Linked DNA regions of Homo sapiens: regions 1 and 2 are each linked to region 3. A link is a loop called in an ENCODE intact Hi-C map of the cell type or tissue named here. Cell type or tissue: heart left ventricle. All regions are shown on one strand. Region 1 overlaps SGCD (sarcoglycan delta). Region 2 overlaps SGCD (sarcoglycan delta). Region 3 overlaps SGCD (sarcoglycan delta).

Region 1 (2,500 bases), 160 kb after region 3:
TCTGTTAAGTCTGCTTGAACATCAAAGGACATTAAGCTGGGCTGTAAAACAGAAAGCCAGTTACCTTTTTTGTCACTGCTTCCAGGAAATCATCATCTCTATTTTGTTGCAGCCTTTCACAATAGGACACTTTCAGAGTAGTGCCCTTTCTCACCACCCTGGTTCTTTCATGGCTGAGATGTGGGGAAAGGCAGGAGTCATTTCTGAGTCTACCTCTCCGGCCTGGGTCCCTCCTGCTAATCTCAGAGGCCTAGGCAGTGGGCAAGAATAAAGCGAATTCTAATGCCTGTCTGAAATGCCAGTCCTGCATCTGATAAAGCTCTGTAAGCTCCATACTTTTTTTCTATTTCAAGCTTTCTTTTTCACCAAACTATTCTGTTTATATTGAATCATTCACTTTGAACTCTATGTACCAAGTTTGAACACATTCCAAATATCCTAAATTTGATATTGCTGAAGTAGACCGTTTAAATAAGTTATAAGAAATACTGTATAACCATGAAGTATGCATCACCCAGCCATATATACTACTATTACCTCACTATTGTTTACATAGATTGGTTTTAGAAATTTAAGCATTAACTTCTTGAAGAAAGGATTACAGAAAATAGGGGTAAAGATACAATAGATGGAAAGAAATACAGTTATTCTGGAACTAATATGGTATAAACAAATATTAGCTTTGGAGTCCACTAAATTGAATTCAAATCTTGGCTCTGCCATTTTACTAGGAGTATAACCATGAGCAAGTCACTGTACCATAGATTCCTTGTTTGTATAATCAGGACTATAGAAACACCAGATTGATAGGTTTTGGTGAGGATTAAATGAGATAACACATTAGCAGTGTCACCACCTAGTAACAAACCCCCCAATAACACATAGCTGATGTTTAAGGCAAGAAATAAGACCAGCAAAACAGATCAGAACAAATTCTAAATGGAGTTCAGATCTCTTCTAAGGAAATTGTAGAACATATTCTACAAGTTTTGATAAGTAACATATTCAAAACTTATTTCGGGAAGATATATTTTTGTGTGAAGTTCATTGGGAAAAAGGAAAAACTAGAGACAAAACTTGAGACACAGTTACAATAGTCCGGGTTACAGGCAACCCTTTCATAACCCCCTCCTGGTGATTCTCATGCTCACATTTGAGAATGCTTCTAAGAAATTTTAGGAAGAAAAGAGGAGGGAAAGGAAGAAAGATTTGTCCATGGTCATTTAGTGGCCACTCCATGGCTTGATTCTGAAAACGGAGAAGTTCTGAGTTAAAAGACGTGTTAACTGAGGGAAGAAGGAAGAAAGAGAAAAGATGACAGGAGGACTCTCACCTTGGCAAGGGGGATGATGGCAGTGACACTGGTAAGAGGTGAGCAGGAAGTATAGTAAAAGCACAAACTCATCCTACAAGGAGAAAGGTATCGACATTAGTGGAAACAGAAGCAGTTAGAAAACTTAGGATAAACTGTGTGCATCAATCAGACTGTATAGGAGAGAAAACACAGAGAATGGCAAAAAAAACCATCTTCATATCTCAAAAGTGAGAGGGAGTCAAGAGCACAGGGGCAGCTCCAGTTAGTTGGATTAAGGTTCTAGACCAGGCCGTACTGCACAGACATCACTTTCTGTTGTCCTGCTACTGAGTCCCTCTCCCTGTTGCACTGACATTATCAAACCAAATGCAAATGAGATGAACCACAATAATGGGCAGAACTGCACCTGGTTCAGCACAACCTGGTGAAGGTCTTAAGAGGAGGGGAGGTGGGGAGTGGAGGATTTTTGCCACACCCAAAGGGGTGAGACCACAGAAGAAAAAATTATTTACATAGAAACTCAGGCCAATCCTTTCGTAAGTACTCCAGGACTATTGCTTCTCTTGATGATTTTAGTTGAGTCATTGTAGGGGGGGACAATTCAAGGGAGAAGGCTGCTGCCTGGAAGCAATCCTCAGGAACCTAGACCTGAAAAATGTGGATGAGCTCTCTCTTGGCATTTGTGCAATGTGGCTGGGGGTTGCTCCGTAGTGGATCTTACTGGTCAGCTTGCTCTGTTTGCCACTTACTGAGGCCCAAGAGGCTTTACCCTACTCAGAGGCAGTGGCAAAAACAGAACAAAGAATCAATAGTGGGCAAGGAGAATGAGGTTCCTTTTTAACATGTTTAAGGTGTCTGAAAGTTAGAAGCACTGAAATTAAATTCAGGAAATTGGTCTGGATCAGAGTGTTTTGAGAACCATTGCTGAGGTCTCCGTTCCTACGTTAGGATACTTTCTTTGTAACAGAGAGGAGGATCTTCATACATTCCTATCTGGTAATAGTATTAAAATCAATTGGGTATGATGGTTCACGCTTGTAATCCCAGCACTTTGAAAGGCCAAAGAGAGAAGATCACTTGAGCCCAGGAATTTGAGACCAGCCTGGGCAAACATAGCAAGACGCTATCTCTACAAAAAATTTAAAAATTAGCTGCCCGTGGTGGCACATACCCAGCTACTCAGGA
Region 2 (2,500 bases), 92 kb after region 3:
TACTAGACTTATCGTGAGTTTACTTAAATAACAAACTTGCACATATACCTCTGAACCTAAAATAAAAGTTTTTAAAAAACACTTTTGAAAGAATTTTACTCTTCCATGAATTACTAAGAATAGCAGCTACTATGTATTGAACAATGTGTAAAACACTTTACATCTATTTAATCTTCAAAACAGTTCTATGAGGTAGGTTCTGTTTTTATCCCCATTTCATTGATGAGGAAACGAAGGCCTAGAGGGGTTATAGAATTTATTAATCCAAGGTCATATTGCATGTAAATGGCTCAGCTGCCATTCGAATTCAGGTTTGCATAAATCTAAAGACCCCTAGGTTAGCCTGCTCCTCACATGGTCATTTCGTCTCTGGGCCTCTCCATAAGGCATGTACCCAGAAAATGTCAGGACTATGGTAATCTGCAAAGCCACTGTTCTCCTACCTTTTTCCTCCTTTGCCCTCCAGCCCTGGTAGAAGCCAAGGTTGCTTTGTGATTAGCACAAACACTGTCTCATTTAGCAGTAGAACCCTGATGGATAGTCTCTCTAGGCAGGCTAGTATCTTGCACACCATGGGTCCCAGCTGTCTTCATCCTTGAACAGAATCCCTGCTGAACACAGAACAGCCATAGTACTTGATACAAAGCTTACTCAGATGCTGACAGGTTTGTAAGTGTCTAGGGGACAAAGCAGCAGCTGATTATTAAATTTCCTTTAGATCCATCAAATGATTTAAGCAAGGTGCTTCGAGGTAACCAATTTGAGTAACTCCTTTGAGTAACCGGGGACAGCTCTGCTTGAATCTCTGATCAGCTTTGTTTTAGAAATTCTATAGGCAAAGCCAAAGCTACAAGAGAATTTGATCTTTAAGGACTTCACAGGGCCAGTCCTTAAAACTGACCATTTCTTTTCCCGTTGTCAGCCACTGTCAGAATTTAACAACCGTGGCTGTGATTTATTAACGTGTCTGATTCCCTCTGGGGGCAGTCCCATTTTTCAAGGATATCCAATGCTCCAAGCAGCTCTTTGCACAGTGACCATCCATCAGAGGCACCTGCTTCAGTAATCAGCAGCTCCAGATATGCTCATGCCGCACCAGACAATGCTACAATCTCCTGGGAACTGGCATGCAGAGAAATAATGGATTTATAGAAATACACCACTGTGACAAAGTGGGAAGACAGATTAAGCAGAAAAGGCAGGGCAGGCTAGAGGCTGAGGAACATAGGGACAGAATTACAGGAAACCAAGCCACACAACAGTAGCTCTTAACAGGACTGTAGAATCTTAATGCATTCTTCCCACCCAGCACAAATGTGGGGGGCTCAGATTGGGATGGAGGCGGTCTAAAAATCAGCAGAATTAAAAAGACACATTCAAGTGAAACAGGCTTTCCTTGCTTCCCATCTTTTCATTCCATGTTATTTTCTTTTCCTCTCTGAAAACCACTTGGCAAGGATCATGAGACAGAACAAAAAGAAAAGGGGAGGTGAGCTATTTACTGAAGGCATAAAATTCAACTTGTGTTGGCATTATGTCACTGAACTGAATAGCTATCGGAGACTCTCTTTCCTCAACTTTGAATGGGCCCAAAATGTTACTGTTATCAAAGCCGCACATTGAAGAAGACAGCAGATAATGTACTTGGTAAAACAGGCAGCCTCCGCCAGGAAAATGTGTAACGCTTCCATTCACTGACCCTCCTTTCCCTCCGCATCAACTTGTGTCATAAATTGCTATTTGCTGACAAGCTGTGCTGATATGAACCCAATGCTGGTTGCAGCACAAGAAAAACATGCCATTTACTTAGTGCCAGGGAACAACAGCCTTGCTTCTCCCAAGCTGATCACCATGTTGCTGGCTGGTAGAGGGAGAATGGATGGTAACCATCGTTCGTTACCAGCCTAATTCCCAGGTATGCACTACCGTAGCATTAGTGACCAGAGGAAAGACATTCAGCTATTCTAGGAAGCATGAGAAATTTTTCTGACACCTACCCCAGCCCTTCCCAATGTCCCCAACAGATGTACTCACACCACTATCTCACTGCACAGCCAGGTGTACTACAGAACACTTCAGCTTTGAGTTGTCTTGATAATTGTTTTTAACTTCTAATTTCAGGGGTACATGTGCAGGTTTGTTATTAGGTAAACTCGTGTCGCGGGGGTTTGTTGTACTGATTATTTGATCACCCAGGTAATAAGCCTAATATCCTTTAGTTATTTTTCCTGATCCTCTCCCTCCTCCCAATAATTATTCTAAACCAGTTGCTATTTTTGGCATAGTGGCTGACACCTATAAATATTTGGAATTTAAATATTCGTTGAATGAAAGAGTGACCAAATGGATTTTATCTGAATGCATTTATCCACTAGGTTATTCACAGCAAGTACTGTTTATAATGATGGGCTTTCATAGATATTAGCTCATTTGATCTTCATAATAACCAAGCAGCAGCTACTCCACCTGCCCTCTTACTTAAGGGTCTTTGATAGTAAAC
Region 3 (2,500 bases):
GGTTCAGTGAGAATGATTATACTCCTGGATTATTCCTGTGTGTTTCTGTAGACCAGCTTTTGAGAACCCCATGAAATTTAGGTATTCAGGTAGATCCAGTAGATCCAGCTCAGATAGATTGGAATGCTTTCTTCTTTTAGAAATTCTAGCTCATCAACCTGGTTTACTTTTTCCATGGTACCTAAATCTTTCTGCAGTTTTCTGGTTTAATAATAAAATTTTAAATGTATATTGGTGTGTCTCCATCAGAATATAGATGCTATGGAATCGGGCTTGATTTCCTTGTGCAGTATTACAGCTCCACATTCAAGAACAGCATCTGTTGTCATCTGATAAACTATCTAAATTTAGTTTTCACTGAACAAAATCCTAATATAAAAGATTGAACAACTTCTAAGGCAATTAATTACAGTAACCATTTCTGCTATGAAATGATCTGTATACTAAGGAAATAAATTTCTCTTGGTGTCAAATGCAGCCAGTGGGTTAAGGGTACAAAGTTAAACACATTTCAGCTGAATTTTAAAAAGCTCTTTCTGATAATTAGGGAGGGCCAAAGATATGTGATTGTCTCGAGAAGTGTTGAGCCTCTGGTGCCTTGAGAAATGCAAGCAAAAATCCACAACTATTTGACAGCAATTTGGTGGTTAGCTGAGGGAAATCACAGTCAAGGATTAGTTTGGAGGAAGGGCTTGCTGGTCTTCAAAATTATAGCCCAAGAATATATTACTAAAAGTAATTGACAAGACCTGGCTAAAGTCATGAGACTGATTTTCATGGTCAGCTTTTGAAAACCAGTCCACTGAACATTGAAGTCTCATACAATCTTGTTAGATATGTGTGTTCTATGAAAAGCTTTTTGTAGTCAAAGCGATGAGACTAATGGTGTTTTCTCTCTCTCTCTCTCCTCTCTCCTCTCTATCTCTCTATCTCTCTATATCTCTCAGGTCCAAAAGCCGTAGAAGCTTATGGTAAAAAATTTGAGGTAAAAACTGTTTCTGGAAAATTGCTCTTCTCTGCAGACAATAATGAAGTGGTAGTAGGAGCTGAAAGATTACGAGTTTTAGGTAAGGAAACTTGAATCATTTAACTTGTTTGATGCTACTGTGTACATTTTAGAGGAGAAGCAAAATGGTGTTATGAACAGGATATGTCCTCCCAAAATTCATATATCGAAATCCTAACTCCCAAGATAATGGTATTAGGAGGTGGAGCCTTGAGGGGTAATTAAGTCATGAGGGTTGAGCCCTCATGAATGGGATTAGTGTCCTTCCAAGGGGATGAGAAGACCAGAGATCCCTCTCTGACATGAGAGGGTACAAGAAGTCAGCAGTCTGCAACCTGGAATAGGAGCCTCACCAGAACCTGACCAGGCTCGTATCTGATCTCAGACTTTAAGCCTCCAGAACTGTGAGAAATCAATTTCTGTTGTTTATAAGCCACCCAGGCTATGGTACTTTGTTACAGCAGCCTGAACTGACTAAGACAAATGGTGTCTAGAAGAGTGATTTAGGCCAGTTTCCTGGATTCTTTTAAAGCAAGGCAGTTGAACCTCCCTGAGTCTGGTCCCCTAGTGGAAATTTCTCAAGCTGTCAAGTCTTTTTGGCACATCTTTCAACACTGAGCTTTGTGTGAAAATGAGTGCTCATCCAAAGAAGTCTCATTTAGAACATCCTGTACTCACAGACTGGCAGGCGTGCTTGACGCATTCCAGACTTGCATACATGATGCAGTGATTCCTAAACCTGGTTGCAACTGAAGAATCATCTAGGAAACTTTGGAAGGGTTTAGGTTCATAGTTCCAACTCTGATTTACTGAATTAGAAGCTATGGTGAAAACACTGAGAATTCGTTATTAAAAATATTTGCAGAAATTTCTATGATCCCACTGTTGGAATTATTGAATTTGAGCACATAGCAAATGAATCTTTTATGGCTGTATGCTGAAATGATCTAGCATGGTGATTTAAGGATCCTAGAACTCCAGCTGACCGGGTTTTTAATTCCTGCTGTCACCCACTAGTTTTGTGACTTTGGGCAAGTTGCTGGCATCACTGAGCCAGTTTCCTTTTCTGCTCAATAAGGCTAAGAACATCTCCCATCTTGAGTTGTCCCTAAGGTTAAATGAGACTCTGTTACATCCACTTATCAGAGCCCCTAGCACAAAATAGTGCTCAGTCAACAGTAGGTGCTGCTGCTGCTGTTACTACTTATACTACTATTACTATTAATGCTAATTCTACTTTTCCTTCTTTAGCTCCCTGAGATTCACTGTAGCATAGTGATTAAAATCTCAGGCTCTAGAATTAGCCTGTTTTTAACCCAATTTCTATCCTTTGCTAGCTGTGTAACCTTAAGCAAAGTATCTAATCTCTCTGTGCCTGCTTGCTTACCTGTTTATAAAATTGGTATAATAGAAGTATCTATCTTCTGAGACTGCTAAAAAGATTGAATGAAATCATCTATGTAAAGTACTGAGTTGGCTAAAATACTAAGTGTC

The links. Hi-C counts contacts between places; a loop is a spot of excess contacts. Peaks named below come from ENCODE experiments on the same cell type or tissue, not always from the same donor. Only the 100,000 strongest peaks of a DNase experiment are listed, where the experiment ranks them.
Region 1: it touches region 3 in a loop (1.8-fold over the local background); 4 of 110 quality-filtered maps call a loop at or near these places.
Region 2: it touches region 3 in a loop (3-fold over the local background); 10 of 110 quality-filtered maps call a loop at or near these places.

Annotation. Positions count from the first base shown.
Region 1 is chr5:156,753,937-156,756,436 of GRCh38, forward strand. The region is part of intron 7 of SGCD (sarcoglycan delta); the gene reads left to right. Among named protein-coding and RNA genes, the nearest start is that of PPP1R2B, 95 kb to the right of the region's middle. In heart left ventricle, no CTCF peak of the experiment used is centred here; no DNase peak of the experiment used is centred here.
Region 2 is chr5:156,685,966-156,688,465 of GRCh38, forward strand. All of the region lies in intron 7 of SGCD (sarcoglycan delta), which reads left to right. Among named protein-coding and RNA genes, the nearest start is that of PPP1R2B, 160 kb to the right of the region's middle. In heart left ventricle, no CTCF peak of the experiment used is centred here; no DNase peak of the experiment used is centred here; H3K27ac peaks cover 2,500 bases.
Region 3 is chr5:156,593,985-156,596,484 of GRCh38, forward strand. SGCD (sarcoglycan delta) reads left to right here. Exons shown (of 9, transcript NM_000337.6): 6 at 948-1,067. Among named protein-coding and RNA genes, the nearest start is that of PPP1R2B, 260 kb to the right of the region's middle. In heart left ventricle, a CTCF peak has its summit at 1,530; a DNase peak (open chromatin) is centred at 1,687; H3K27ac peaks cover 1,942 bases.